Linked DNA regions of Mus musculus: regions 2 and 3 are each linked to region 1. The links are chromatin loops, found by intact Hi-C in ENCODE. Cell type or tissue: heart. All regions are shown on one strand.

What was found. Hi-C counts contacts between places; a loop is a spot of excess contacts. Peaks named below come from ENCODE experiments on the same cell type or tissue, not always from the same donor. Only the 100,000 strongest peaks of a DNase experiment are listed, where the experiment ranks them.
Region 2: it touches region 1 in a loop (1.9-fold over the local background); 3 of 42 quality-filtered maps call a loop at or near these places.
Region 3: a loop joins it to region 1, with 2.3 times the contacts of the local background. A loop is called at or near these places in 2 of 42 quality-filtered maps.

The regions. Positions count from the first base shown.
Region 1 is chr2:94,404,569-94,409,568 of GRCm38, reverse strand. Ttc17 (tetratricopeptide repeat domain 17) reads left to right here and starts at 2,880. Exons shown (of 25, transcript NM_183106.2): 1 at 2,880-3,062. The coding sequence starts at 2,904. It overlaps 2810002D19Rik (RIKEN cDNA 2810002D19 gene), which reads right to left and starts at 2,862. Exons shown (of 2, transcript NR_027831.1): 1 at 2,603-2,862. In heart, no CTCF peak of the experiment used is centred here; a DNase peak (open chromatin) is centred at 2,868; H3K4me3 peaks cover 2,912 bases; H3K27ac peaks cover 1,890 bases.
Region 2 is chr2:94,154,782-94,159,781 of GRCm38, reverse strand. Hsd17b12 (hydroxysteroid (17-beta) dehydrogenase 12) reads left to right here and starts at 1,873. Exons shown (of 11, transcript NM_019657.4): 1 at 1,873-2,072. The coding sequence starts at 1,913. It overlaps Gm39885 (a long non-coding RNA gene), which reads right to left and starts at 1,618. Exons shown (of 3, transcript XR_866573.3): 1 at 340-1,618. In heart, a CTCF peak has its summit at 1,877; a DNase peak (open chromatin) is centred at 1,601; H3K4me3 peaks cover 2,495 bases; H3K27ac peaks cover 1,907 bases.
Region 3 is chr2:94,332,225-94,337,224 of GRCm38, reverse strand. Ttc17 (tetratricopeptide repeat domain 17) reads left to right here. Exons shown (of 25, transcript NM_183106.2): 18 at 4,173-4,432. Among named protein-coding and RNA genes, the nearest start is that of Mir670hg, 70 kb to the right of the region's middle. In heart, no CTCF peak of the experiment used is centred here; DNase peaks (open chromatin) are centred at 2,504 and 2,684; H3K27ac peaks cover 437 bases.

The DNA.
Region 1 (5,000 bases):
TATTTGACCAAAGTTATTTTTGCTAATGTAATTAGTCATATATAAGCTTATTTGATGCTAGTCCTAAGGGAAATTGTTCACTTGGATAATCTTAGCATAGAAATTCTTTAAATCTAGCCTAGAAATGAAGTAAGTCAGAGTTTTAAGCAATGGAGACATTCTCTTGGTAGCCTTAAAAGTACTTCTCATGTTAAGAGGGCTACATGGTAGGATGAAGTGGGTGTTTTGCATTAATAGCCAGTCAACATCCAGCAAGATACCAACTATGCCAAACCAGATTTGTGTTCCATAGAAACTGAAATAATGGTTTAAAGCTAGTAAGTTTATAGCAATTAGTTACACAACAGAAAAACATGGAGAGCTCTCAAGGTTTGAAACAAAACCTCATCTCAAAGGACAATAATTATGAACTAGGAAAAACAAGTGGATAATCTATTGAGTTTGTAGACGTTGATATCCAACTCCTTTCCAATACTTAAATGCCCAAAAAATGTTCCTGATAGCTGAAATATGTACTAGAGATTCTATACAACCATTCATTCTGGGGTTCAGGAATCAGCTAGGTATAATAAACAATTATTAAATAATGGGCTAGAGATACATAGCTCATTAGTAATATGGTTGACTACCATATGCAAGGCCCTAGGCTCAGTCCTTAGCATTGTAAAGAAAAAAACAGATAGTATACAATAATAGATGGCTACACCTAAAAAGATGCTGAGAAAAAGGGATTCCATCACTTGTTTCTACTTTAAAACTCAGGTTACAGTCCTTACTGTCTATATTTAAACTCAATACGACACATAAGAGTCCCTTACAACTTGACACCAGCATCACCTTTACCAACCACACTTTCCTTTGTGCCAAGCCTTTTTCACCTGGTTGTAGCTCTCTCTACACATTATTATTACATTCTCATCTGTATTTTAATTAACTTGTCAACATCATAGCTTACTTCTTAATGGTCATATTTCTGTGCCCATGTAAGAGTCCAAGGAACTTAGCTTACTGGGGATCCCCTGAGCAAACCATGTGGAGCCAGGATCAATGCAAAAAGCAAGAGGAATTTATTGTTCCAGTGCACTGGGGTCGTCCCAGACCCGAAGGAGAGGCGGAGCAGCACCCGTTCAGTGAGTTTTTATAAGGTTTCCAGGAGGCAGAATAGAGCATCAGCAACTAGGCACAATATGATTGGCGAAACAGTGCACCCTTTAAACTGGTTGGTCTTTAGGGAATGAGGTAACAAGGACTTCCCTTGTCTGAAGGTGGGCAACAGTCCATCCTGTCGGTTCCACCCTGTGGTCTGAGAAATGTTAATTAACCTCTCCCTTCTGGAGGGGCAAGTGTTTCATAACCTTCCCAAAGGTCCTGAGCTGACCTTTACACCCAGTCTCTACAGGCAAATATATACATATGTGTGTGTATGTGTGTGTACACATACGTACGTGGGTGTATATGTTTGTGTATGAGAACTGTATGCCACATGTATAAAGGAGGATCCCCTAGAGCTGGAGTTCTACAGGTGGTTGTGGCCTAACACTGCTTCCAGGGAAGAGCAGGAAGTGCTCTTCAGCCCTGAGCCATCTTTGTAGCCCCAAGCCATCTCTCCAGCCCCAAGATATACCTTTTTAATAAAACGAATGTTCATTACACGGGTACTTTTAAGAAAAGCTGCCTAGTGAGCTGGGCCTGATGGTTCATGCCTGTATCCAGCATCAGGTGGTTGACACAGGTGGACTTAAAGGCCTGCCTGGGCTAAATAAATTCCAGGCAATTCAGGCTGCAAATGGGACTTCATTTCAAAAACAAAACAAACAAAATCAACAAAACCAAACTGCTCTCAGAAGAATTACAATGCCATAGCACAGTCTCTGTTCCCATAACATGAGGCAGACATTTGTTTCCTGCAACACATCTATGTAGGTGGCAGGGCACAATTTTTTTTTTTCTCAACAGAAAAAAAAAAAAGCATAACAGCTTTGTTACAAGATGATACGCCCACCATACTAGTAGGCCGACCTGAAATACCTATAATAACATACATTGGCAGAGCCTGGAACCTAAGCTGGTTAACAGCTACTGTACCTGTTGGTAGTGCGCCTCTTAAGTTTCAATATGCAAATCAATCACCTGAGACTTCTTTAAAACATACTCATAATGGCTGAGTCTACCCTCGGGGAAGGGAAGCCGCAGTGCTTACATATTTAATACAGTCCCCTCCCCGGAGATGCCACTATCTGGGTTCTACACCTAGGTCTTTAACTTAGACTAGAGCTGCCCACCAAAGTCCACAAGACACGTGGTGCTGCTGCTGTAAGACCCAAAAATCTGGCCACACTGGATGTAAGTGGTCTGTAAGGACACATCGCTTTCTAAATTTCGGAAGAAAAAGTATGCCGATCACATATACATAACTTGTAATGAGCTGATATTTTGTATTTGATAACGAGCTATTTTTTTAATTCGATGTGTGACATGCATTACACAGTACGACTGCGCCGCTTAACACTCCATTACGAGACTTATTAAAAAAAAAAAAAAAAGCCTCTCTCAGATAGTTGAAAAGTATAACTTTTATTGCCCTACCAGAAACAATACTTACTTTTTAAAAAGACCTTCACCGTCTTCTCACTTCTGCTCAAGCTCCACCTAGTTTTATTATCTCCCCTCCGATTCCCACGCTTGGGGATCTTATAGCCTCCAGAAAAACGATAACTAGAAAGCCGTTTCCAGCCCTGAGGTGTGGCAGGACCGGCTTCCCCGACCGAGAGTAAAGGGACCGGTATCGTCTCCGAGGCACTCCGCGGGCTCCTCCTCCAGTTCCAGAGGCGACCTCCCCAAGATGGCGGACCGCAAGGAGTCGCTTCCGCTTCCGGTGTGAGCAGCCCGGCCGGGGGGGCAAGATGGCGGCGGCAATAGGGGTCCGCGGCCGGTTCGAGCTGCTACCTCGCTCCGGCCCGGGTTGGCTTCTCAGCCTTTCCGCTTTGCTGAGCGTGGTGGCTCGAGGGGCCTTGGCCACTACGCACTGGGTCGTCACGGAGGACGGGAAGATCCAACAGCAGGTAGCGGCCAGGGTGCCCCCTCTCTGCCCGCGCCCGATCAGGGGGAATCCCGGAGCCGGGCCCCTGGGTGGCTCCGCGCGGCCCCGCCCCCAGCTTGGCTTCCCACGGTCCCGGCCCACGGGCCGAGGCTTCCTGCGCTCCGACCTGGCGCCGCCCCCTCCCCTCTGGTCCCCTCGCCCCGGCTCCGCCGTGGGGAACTTCTCAGCCTTCCACCTTGGGGCCGCGCGCCGTCCCGGAACCGACCCCGGGGAGCTGAGACTTGAGCTCCCGGGTTAGGAGTCACGGATTCATCATTAGTTCTGCCTTTGGAGCCGCTGGACCAGGACCCGCGCGCCACCACCTCTCCCCGAGGAAGTAGAAAGCAGGTGGCAGTGCCGGGGAGTGTGCGCGTCCCAGGCCGGTGACAGCCAGGGTGGCATTAGTGAATGGATGGATCTTTTAATGCGCCTCCTCCAGCCTTGTCTCCCACTGATGGGATTTGTTTCGCGATGTGGTGGTTTGAGGCTGTGCCGTTAGCCAGGTCATTAGGGGCTCTTTAAAGACAACCCATTCTTGCTCCTTCTGAAGGAATGCCAGAAGATGCATGCCTCTGGTGGCGGTGCCCGCATCATTCAGTTCTTAAGTGCCCTCATTTCCCGGTGTATTTTACATTGCTTCCTAGTTCCTTTGACCCAGCCCGGCACTCAGCATTTGCAGTTTACTAGATTACCTATGCTTGAACTGATTTCTCAGAGGAGTGACCGCTTTTCTTATATAACTTTCTGATGCCTGCATCTGCATTTGCTTTCATACTGCTGATGCTTTAAGGACTGCGTGTGTGTGTGTGTGTGTGTGTGCGTGTGTGTGTGTGTGTGTGTGTGTGTGTGTGTGTGCGCGCGTGCTCGCGCGCGTGCTTCACCACAGAATCTTGTAAACTTAATGACTTCCAGCGCTTGACAACAATCAGGAAATGTCCAGGAGCCATTTAAAAAGTGAAGTGTGTACCCCTTGCAATTTAAGCATACTGACTCATGTTTTAACCAAAGGCGAGAGAGAGAAACTGATCCTTTTGATTAACTGTAGAAACACATCGCATGGTTTATATTTAAGATGAGACATTTCACAATGCAGCAAACCTAAACAAAATTTTTAAAATGCCCACACTTTGTGTTTCCAGTGTACTCTTTCCTCGAGTGTATTTATATCAAACTCCCGATTTAAAGGATTTCTTTTTCATGGATATTAAGTTCAAGATCCAAGTTAATTTTCATTAGCCTCCAACTGAGAGTTTAAAAATGTCAGAACCCCTAGAAAAATACAGTAAGGCTGCCTTTCCAACGTAAGATTGGAAATCCTGCACCATCCCTGTTTTCATCTTTTGATTGCTGTTGGTGGTTTGCTGAGGTCCGCGTGAAGGGAGGCATTGAATTCAGTCACTTATGCTGCAATTTGGGGAGCCCTTCTCCCATTGGCTCCTTCGCTATATTGTTTCTGGCCACAGCTATTTATACTCGATGACATTGACTTCTCCTTCCCATTTTGGTGGCCTGCCACTCAGCCGGAAAAGAAATCCATCTGAAAAGTGAAGGTTAATTAACGGAAATGGATCATTTATATGTTGAATATTACAGTGGGAAGGTAAGATCGGATTTGTTTTTGTTCTTTAAAAAAAAAAAATGCCTTCTTTTACATATTGGATCTACATCTTAGAGGGGAATATATGGGTATTAGTACCTTGCCAGATCTTCTGAATCTCTGCCAAGTTCTCTCTTCAGTAAGTAATTAGACTTAAAGATAAGAAAGCACACCCTTTTTTATAACAGCCCTTCCCATTGACTTTTTCCAGTTCTTCATTGCACGTTAACAGTTGCAGCACTGGGTTCTGGCAGCCATGAACTTTTACTCTATAACAAATAAAGTTGATGCCAATGTGTAACAACTGGCGGGGGAAGGGTGTTA
Region 2 (5,000 bases), 250 kb after region 1:
AAGAGAGAGAGAGCATGCTAAGTTGGAATGGCATGAACTTTTGAAACCTCAAAGCCCACCCCCAATGACACACCTCCTCCAACAAGGGCACACCTCCTAATCCTTCCCTAACTGTTCTATCAACTGCTGACCAAGTCTTCAAACATAGGAGCCTGTGAGTGGCATTGCTGTTCCAGCCACCAGAAGAGGCATATGAGGGCAGGTGTGGAGTTTTATTTTTAAATTTATTAAGCTTGAGTGGAGAATGTAGCTCAGTTGATACACTACTTGACTAGCATGTGTAAAGCTCTGGGTTCAATCCCCAGCACTGAAGTAAGAAAAAAAAATGGTGTCACATACCTGGAATCTCAAACCTTGGGAGGTAGAGGCAGCTTAGGATATTTGACATCCTGTCTCAAAACAAAAACAAACAATAAATGTATTGAGCTTGAGTGGAGATATTGAATGAGCCCCTGGACCTCTAAGTAGAGCCTGAACAGCGACTCCATTTGTTTACTTTATGTCTGTCTCCCTGTCCGCTGAAGTACTTCCATGCTCTTCCAGAGATCAGATTTTTGTGTCCCCTTAAAGCTTCCCTTCAGGGCAGGGGAGATTGCTTGGTGGGTAAAGTATTTGCTGCTCAAGCATAAGGCCTGTTTTCAGAGTCAGGGCCACAGCTTGTGCATCAACAAGTGAGTTTCGGTCACCTGTCCTTCCTAAGTCAGCTAAAACAGTCAAATTAATAGTGCAGAACAGCAGGAAAAGAAAAGAATAAAAAAAGATTTGGGAAAAGTTATAAAGAGACCCAGTACCTTCCACCAAAGCCATGTTTTAGGTTCTGATGTGCAGTTATGGTTTAAGAATGGGCCAGAGTAACATAAATCTAAGCAAGTCAAAGTGTGGTCCAGCCAGCTCACCACTGGCCCCTCATTGCCTCCCCTGTAAGGTGTTCTGGAAGTGTTTGCCCACGTTTTAGGTTTTCTTTTATCCCAGCATGAAGTCCCTTGATGGGGGTGAATCGGTTCCTGTTTTGATTTTATTGTTTTGATTGTCTTACAGTAAAAAGTATAGGACACAAATATCTCTTTAATATCCTCCCACAAAACAAAAATAAAATGATTTTGGTTTTTACTGGACCAGGTCCAATAAAAAAATTTGAGTTTCCCAGAATTGCTCCATAAGCTCTGTTCTTGTAGGATACTTTTCATTCATCTTACAACTGTTAACGCTACTACACAGTAGAGTTTTCTGGAATTCCGAATTATTGGGAACAAGTATAAAGTTCATTGTGGGAGCTAAGGCAGTCATTCAAAAAAATGGAGCGAAAGCGTGCTCTGCAGACAAAGGGGAACCGTAAACCTTCATCTGAAAAGTCTGAGGAATTAACAATCCGAAAGCGGTTATTACTAAGACGTAATCACAAGCACTACTCCAGCTCCTCCCGGACTTCTACTATATTCTTCCCTTTCCGGTTCCATTCCTTCCTGAAATGTGAGCTAAACCCAGTTAGGTATCACTGGCCAATCAGCGCGCAGCCTTCCGCAGTCGTAAGGGCCGCCTCTGCCAATGAGAGATCCCTGCGCTTCGGTGGTGCGAGGTAAAGCTTGTGGGCGGAGCCAAACGTTGAGCGGCTTGTGAGCGAGCCACTGTCTTAATACGGAAATGCGGCTCTGAGCGCGCCGAAGGGGATTGTGGGCGGGGCTACGAAACGAAGGCTAACCAATAGGAGACATAGTACGCTTACAGGAAAGAGAAGTCACCAATAGACACATGGATATGACTATGTAGGCGGGTCTTAGACCTAAAGCGTTCAAAAAATCACGTCTATTCGCTGCGTCTTCGCCGTCACGGCGGCACCGCCTCCTCGTCCCATTCATTCTTTTTTTTTTTTTCCTTCCCCATTCACCGTAGTAGTGAGGCCTAGTCACGAGCCATGGAGTGCGCTCCCCCGGCGGCCGGCTTCCTGTACTGGGTGGGCGCGAGCACCATTGCCTACCTGGCCCTGCGAGCCTCGTACTCGCTCTTCAGGGCCTTCCAGGTGTGGTGCGTGGGCAACGAGGCCTTGGTCGGTCCGCGACTCGGAGAATGGGCAGGTGAGTGGAACCACAAGCCGCGACCACGCTGTGGCCCTTGTTCCCCTGTCGCTCGCGCTCAGCGAGCCCGCTCTGGAGCGCGGAAACTTCTCCAGACCCTGAGCGCACTGGCGGGGTGGGTGATCTGACCTGCTGCTGCCTGGTGGGCACGGAGGAGACCTTTCTTAACTCCCCGGACTTGTCCTGTTGGAGCCCTCCTGGGCAGGCGGCCGGAGTCAGGCGCATTGTCCGCTGTGTCCCTTGCAGTGTTTATTTATTTTTTAAAATAAAGTTTTTCACTTGGCTTGAAAACTGGCCCTGTGCTATGGATGAGAGCATAGGTGAAGATAGGAAGAAGGGTTGCAGGGACAACGATTTCAGAAGTTAGGATCTTGGGAAACTTGATTCTCCAGTTACTTGAATTGGGTTTGTTTCATGTAATTTAACAAGTCCTTTTGGGGAGGGGGGAGGTGGAGGCGGTGTCGGAGGAAATCTTGGTAAATTATTCTGGAGTTTCAATGACTAAGAAGCGCTGTTCTGGGAAAACAAAGTCTTCCTATCGTATTCAGTACTTTTTGCAAGAGTTTGCGGAAAATGTCTTTACAAAAAGTGACCAAAACACGCGAACCTTCTTCTTTTCAGTTGACAGATTTTAAAAATGAGAACGAAGGTCGTATCAGAGAAGTTGAGAAAATCCTAGTTCAGCCCTCTCACCTTTGTTTCTATTTTTTGAGAGAAGGGCTTTAAAACAAACACCCATGTAATCATGATGTATGTGTGGCTCTCTGGTGTTTTGTAACTCACTGTTCACGACTCAAACATTTTATAGAATATTGGGGTGCGGTTGCCTACGGACTAAACACAGGACAGAAATCATGTTACTTTTCAGGTTTGTTCTGTTCATTAAAGAACATTTAAACGACTTAGAAAAGACATGACAGTTAATCTTTTGGGACAACACCCTAATAATAGGAGAAAATATTTCAAGTAGAAATGAGTTTGTGAGCCCCTTTCCTTGATGTGGGGCAAACAGTGATTTTATACAACTTTCCAAAATCACTTTTCATAGTCCCTGGGGGAAAAAGTGCTCGCTGTGATTAAGATTCAGATGATATAATTTCACAATTGACTTGGTCAGTTTCTTTGTTGTCAGCTTGGAAAAAGTTGTTTGTTGGCTTATTTTTATTTTTTTTTAAGTCAATGCAACAGTAATCCCATAGGAAATCAGTTATCCAATAAAATGAAACTTGCAAAGAAAGCCCAGTGTTGCTTTAGCTTTATTATTGTAAATTGTTTGCACAGTCTAAAACGCAGAGTGAAAGTCAAGGGTTTGCCACGTTCAAGGTAGGTTTGGCTCCATCCAGACAAAGGGAAACTGGTAAAAATTAGGAAAGCATTTCTGGCAGATTTAGAAAAGAAATTTGACCTAGAACATTGGGATATGAAAGAGAACTGTGGTGTCATATGGAAGTGAAGTATAGTTGGGGTCAATTGTTTGGGGTTTTGGTTTTTTTTTTTTTTTTTTTTTTTTTTTTTTTAATGCTTAAGCAAAAGAAATGATAAGCAAGATGGCTTAGCAGGTAACGGCACCTGGCCTACACTTGACAGCCTGATTTCCATGCTCAGGATTATCCACAGAGGAGAGACTGACTTCTCTCCACATGAATGCTTTGGTACAGATAGCACCTCCCCAGATAAAACAGCACCCCTCCCCCGAGGAAATGTAAACTAAGTCCTCACTTGTAACTCATAAACATATGTATGTAACCTACATCTTTAAACACTTTCTTACTCTTCAAATTCAGATATTTCAGAACTAGGATTCAGATGAGTTCTTCCTTGGCAGCGGTTGGGTGGGAGTAGCATACTATGTAGAAGACAGACTAGCAGAGGCAGCACCTGGGGTCCCGGTAAGCTGTGGTTAGGCATTGAGCTGGGGAGAGTTGGGATAGTAGGGTTAATGCTAATATGTAGGCAGCATTGTTTTCTCCCTTACAGGATTGCTGTCTCAATCTTGAGTGCTCATTCCTGGGTGATCTGTAAATACATGCTAGTGGGAAGCATTCTTAGGGTGCTCTAATTTCAGTCCGTGATGTTAATTTATCTTCTTCTCTATAGACAGTTAAATAGTTTATTCTGTAGAAATTAGTAGTGGTTCAGTTTTTGTCAACTTGGCATAAGCCTGGGTCATCTGGGAGGAGGACATTTAAGTTGAGAAAATGCACTCATCAGATTGGCCTGTAGGCAGGTCTGTGAGGGCATTCTGCCTATTAGGGATTGATGTAGGCTGGACCATCCCTGGACCCTGGACTGTATAAAACACTTAGTCAAGAAGAGCAAGTGAGCATTCCTGCATGGCCTCTGCTTCAGTTTCTGCCTCCAGGTTCCTGCTTTGCATCCTACTCTGACTTTCTTCCATGGTCTGTGATCTTTCTCTAAGTTGTTTTTGGTCATGGTCTTTATCATAGTAGTTGAAAGCAAACTAGGACATAATTGTTGAATTAATAGGATAATAAAATTATTAAGTTTAGATTGTATAAGCAAATAAATTAGTGTAGATCGGTTCCAATGCCACTAAATGCTATTTGTAGATAAGGATACATTTGGAAAGTTACTATTTTATTTTGCTTCTTTTTTCTTGTTCTTAGTTTGGTATAACACTATTGGGTGGGGCCATGGATCTTATGCTAGTAATCTAGTGTGATTTTTTTTAGGGCAAAAAAACCCCTGCTCTAAGCCGAGTGGTGGTGGCACACGCCTTTAATCCCAGCACTTGGGAGGCAGAGGCAGGCAGATCCCTGAGTTCGAGGCCAGCCTGGTCTACAAAGTGAGTTCCAGGACAGCCAGGGCTAAACAGAGAAACCCTGTCTCGAAAAACAAAAAACAAGCAACAAACAACAACAACAAAAAACCTGCTGGCAGCTTCTTCAGGCTGGGCTCAGCTACCTG
Region 3 (5,000 bases), 72 kb after region 1:
TTCTAACGCTGAACTAGAATACAAGCTTCCCCTCATGAGGCTACTAATCCTATTTCCTGTTACTGCCCTGCTGCCCTGGCTTGGCGGTGGTTATTCCTGCCCACTCCACTCTTCCAGGTCAACTCAGTATACTCAATTCCTTCAAAATGCTGTGGCTTCTAGTCTCATTGCCACCCTTTGAGTAGTCCCACTGAGATGTTTTAGTCTTCCTAGCAAAGTATTTGTTCACCTGATTGTTTCTGAGCAGTATGACCGCAGCCACTCTTACCATGTGTCACCCCCTCAGTTCCATAGTCCCTCATTTAATGTGCATTGGGGACTTTCACTAGGTCTCTGGCTACTAGCATAATCAGCTTAGAATTCCTTAAACTAAGGTCCCCAGAATTAAACTCGAAAGTCTATGTGTTTTTGAAACATTGAGAAATTGTGCTGAGCTGCCTCCATTGAAATTTGGGCCACATAGTCTATAGTCTCTACTCTCTGTCATTCCTGTCAGAATATCTAACATGGCAGATACTCTGTGAACCCATGTGACCCTCACTGTGGATACTTACATTCTCTTCAGAGTCACAATATTTATCCTCCATTTCCCAAGTGAAAACGGTGCCTGGTAAAGAAGATGAAGGAAACGTGGAGGCGTGCGTGCATGTCAGTCTCTGTTTCAGTTTATATCACACCATCTGCCCCATGGGCTACAAGCCTAGAGTCTACTCCTACTGCTTGCTTCCAGCGCTATTCAAAATCGGAGATTCCTCCACAATCCAGACATGTCAGCATACGGAAGACTGTATTTCCAATAGAGGACGTATGTACAGGACGCTGCTCTGCATGGAGCAATGTCAGCAGATCAGTTCTTCCTTCCATTCTACTCTAGTCTTTAAGCCCCCTGGGTTATGACAGTCCAGCCCTCAGCACACTACTAAGTGCCAGCAACTCATGTTAGTGAGTTATCTGACAAATGCATTAAGTCCCCACTCTGTCGTGCCACCGTCTCCTCACTGCACGTTCTGGGAACAGCGTTCTGTTCTTATACTCAGGCTGAGAACTGACTGCCACCTCATAGAGAGCCTGACTATTCCATACAAGGCTTTAAAATCCTGAAGTCATATTTAAACCTGCTCAATTATTTCCTCCAAAGATCTCTTTGCATTCCCAAAGTCGGCTTCCTTTGTTCCCTGAAATGCCTTTCTACTCCCAAGTTCTGTCCTTTCTTCTCCCTCTCCACCCGTGCCGTCACCAGCTGACTGACTCCTAGGCCTGGGCTATCCTCATCCTCTTGGCTTTCCCACACTTCATTGTTATTCTGCAAGAGATCCCTTTTGTAGGAACCCCACCAGAGAGCCTTAATGTCACCTCTGAATTATACCTGCTGATTGCCTAGCCACATGCTTTGTTCTAAGTAAGTTGCAATTAGTCACACCTTAGCACATGCCTTCCATGTTCCCGCATACATATCTACTTTGGTCCATAAGTACCTGAGCTAATGCACGTGTGCTTTTAGAAAGTTTTCCCCAGGCTGCTTCTGTCTAAATCCTACTGCAATACTCTATCTTTCTCTGGGAAGCATTGTGTGATTGCATTCAGATCATCTTTATTATAAAATTTTTTAATTGTCCCAAATGTATGTAGCTTTGTGGTTTCGAGTTCACTGTTGGTTGGTTACATTTAATTTGCCAGGGTCAGAAGCATTCATGTGCTTTTTGCTCCCATCAAAATAGTTATGGCACAAATGACATAGGAAAAGCTAAATAAGCAAACCCCAGCTTCCCTCGGTCACAACACAGCCCGTGTGTGAACCACCATCTAAGGAGTAGATATGAAGTGTGTGTGTTTAGTGTTGTTCCCTAAGAATGCCTGTCACCATGGCTCAAACACCCTATAGAATAGTTCACTGGAAGCTAGCAGCAGCAGAAGCCTGAAACAGTTCCATGCCTCCCTCTCCCTCTCCCTCTACCTGTCCCTCCCTCCCTCCCTCTCTGATAAGTTTAAGTTATGCACTTGTATAATACTAAGTGTGTCCATATACACGTGACGGGAGTAGTACTAAGCAATAACCTTGAAAACTGTTTTCTTGGACATTTTGCAGGTCGACAGTGTGGATGCTTTCACATAATAGCCAGTGCTGAAAGAAAGAAACTAAGAGTTCTAGACACAGCCTGTGTTCAGGTTAAGGTTCTCGTTGCTGTCATTAACTCATGACCAAAAGCAACCGAGGGAGAGAGGGCTTTTGTCACATAGCAGCTCAGAGTCTGTCCTGCAGGGAAGACAAGGAAGAAACTGGGAAGCAGGAACTGAAGCAGAGGCCATGGAGAAGCTCTGCTTACTGGCTTGCTCTCCATGGCTTGCTCAGGCTGCCTTCTCAGGGAGGCACTGTCCACACTGAGCTAGCAGGAGCCTCCCACAATTGTTAATCAAGACAATAGCTCTACACGCTGGCCTACAGGCTAATCTGATAGAGGCATTTTCTTAATCCAGGGTTCCTCTTCCCAGATAACCCTAGCTTGTGTCAAGTTTACAGAAAACCAGCTCTGCCTCCCATGTGCAATCTGGAGAGACTGAAATATCTTGAGAAAGTACTCTGCGGTCTCCCTTTGGCCAAAAGCCACATTCTGTAAGCCCTGTGTTTTGCTGAATGAAACTTATCAAAGACTCTTTCCTGTCTCAGACTGGGTGGGGAAATCCTTTGTGAGCCATAGGAAGAAAAAGAAAAAGAACCCAAAAATCAGATGAGGAGCAGTGAGAGCCAACTCTGACAGCTCAGTCAGATGCCAGGCAGCTCTTGCGTTTATGCTGCTCTGGGAGTTCCCAGTGCCAACTCTCTAGCTGTTTTCCTGGCTGGTGTGGCACCTAATTTTATGTCGTTTGCCATTCAGCTGGGTGAGCTCTGGACTTTGGTTATGTGCCCAACTGGCAAGGTAAACGACAGAGTTAAGTCCTCAGTTGCCTGCAGGACAGGCTAAGCCAGGCCCAGCAGATTCTTGAGAGCCTTGACTGCTCTGCGCCACAGCTACTGGGGTCTGCCGTACGCTTGGCCCCGTACCGGACGTTAGGAACAGCATAGCAAGACAGAGACTTGAAATTAGATCTTTGTCAGCCTACGTGTGTCACTGGCCACGTGAGATCCTGACACTGGCCTTATTAACATGTTTCTAAATCTCTGACCACCCTGGAGTTGCCACCTGAAGGAATAATGACGTGCCATAGGCACCAAGCCAGTGCTCCCGGGCTTACCAGTGGGTGTGTGGATAAAAGGAAGCAGTTTGCTCTTAGTTTTTGTGCCCTACTCATTTCTTTTTTTCTTTTCCTTTTCCTTTCTTTTCTTTCTTTTTTTTCTTTTTTTCTTTTTTTTTTCCCTACTCATCTCTAAAAGGAATAAGATGTGGCATTTATGAAGCAAATGACATAAAGCACAGCAATTAATTCAAAGTAAATAGCAAAGATTAAGTAGCAAACAATTTAGAAAACGGAAAGAATTATGTTAAGAAACCTAAAATAATCGTTTCTGAGTCTCTTCATGGTCTAAGCATGGGGTGGAACTTGAAGGTTATAAACTTCATGGGAAAATGTGAGAGGAAAATTTTCCTAGCACATCCCACTAAGATCCACAATAGGAGATCGTAATACTTAAACAACATAAGTAATACCTTCATATCCATTTTTAAGGAATTAAACTAGCATATAGCTATTTTTATACTATCACTGAAAATGGAAGCTTCCATTAGAGTAGTTTTCAACTAACCTTTGTTCAGTTCATACAGCTAAGCAGCCATGTGTGCTGGACACACAACTGTTTGATGGTAGCTGAATAAAGTAAAAGACCTACACATGCAATAAATCGCATAATGCCATCACCCTTGCCATCTATGGTTTGTATGTTGAGCAGGTGATCTTTCAAATAATGTGCCACAGCTGCCCCCTCACTCATGACACCATCCATGGCTGCCTGCCTTCTGGCTCCTGCCATTACTATTTGACAGGCTTTTGGCAAAGGCTAAATGGCAGAGATAGTGTTCTGTTTTGAGGTTTAAAGATGCCAAATGGTATTTTATGAAGGGGGCTCTATAGTCATGCCTCTAAGCAGATCCAAAATATCCCTAAAAACAAGGTTTGAATCATTCTGTACTTGAGTAAACGCCATGAAACTGTTGACCACACAACCCCTTGAATTGCAGGCACAGTGGTTGAAGAGAGCAATGGTTCTGACGAGGTGGAGAAGTCAGATGAAACAAAGATGTCCGAAGAGATACTGGCTTTGGTGGATGAGTTTCAGCAGGCCTGGCCTCTGGAAGGCTTTGGGGGAACATTAGAAATGAAGGGGCGACGTCTGGACCTACAGGGAATACGTGTACTGAAGAAAGGACCCCAGGATGGAGTAGCCAAGAGCTCTTGCTATGGAGACTGCAGAAGTGAAGATGATGAAGCAACAGAGTGGGTAAGAATTTGCCAGCTCAGTGCTGAGGAGAAGGCCCAGTCAGGCAAACCCCAAAGCCTACATTGTAAAACCAGCATAGTGACATGTGCTTATAATACAGCACTGGGACAAGGACAGAAATCCCTGTGGCTTGCTGGCCAGCCAGCCCAGCCTTGTCAGGAACTCCCACCCAACGGGGGAAAAAAAACAGATGACAGCTCCTAAAGACGCTACTGGAAGTTGTTCTCTGACCTCTGCACCCAAGCATACCAGTATGTACATAAACAGACTTGAATACAACACATACACACACATGCATCCACGTATACACAAACACACAAACACATACTCAAAGAGTTCACCAGCTTAATCCTCATGAAATTGTAGCCAGGTTTTGTACACTCGTACTGTACAAGTATGGTTCACACTGTAATTTTCTAGGAAACGTCGTGTTATAAACATTACTGACTCTTCTGGGAGGTGAGAGTAAGTGGGATGGTGTAAATCACCCTCAAAGCCACAGACTAGTGATGGATGACGTACGTTTCCTTTTGGTGTCTTCTGTGTACTCATCAAGACTAGTCACCTT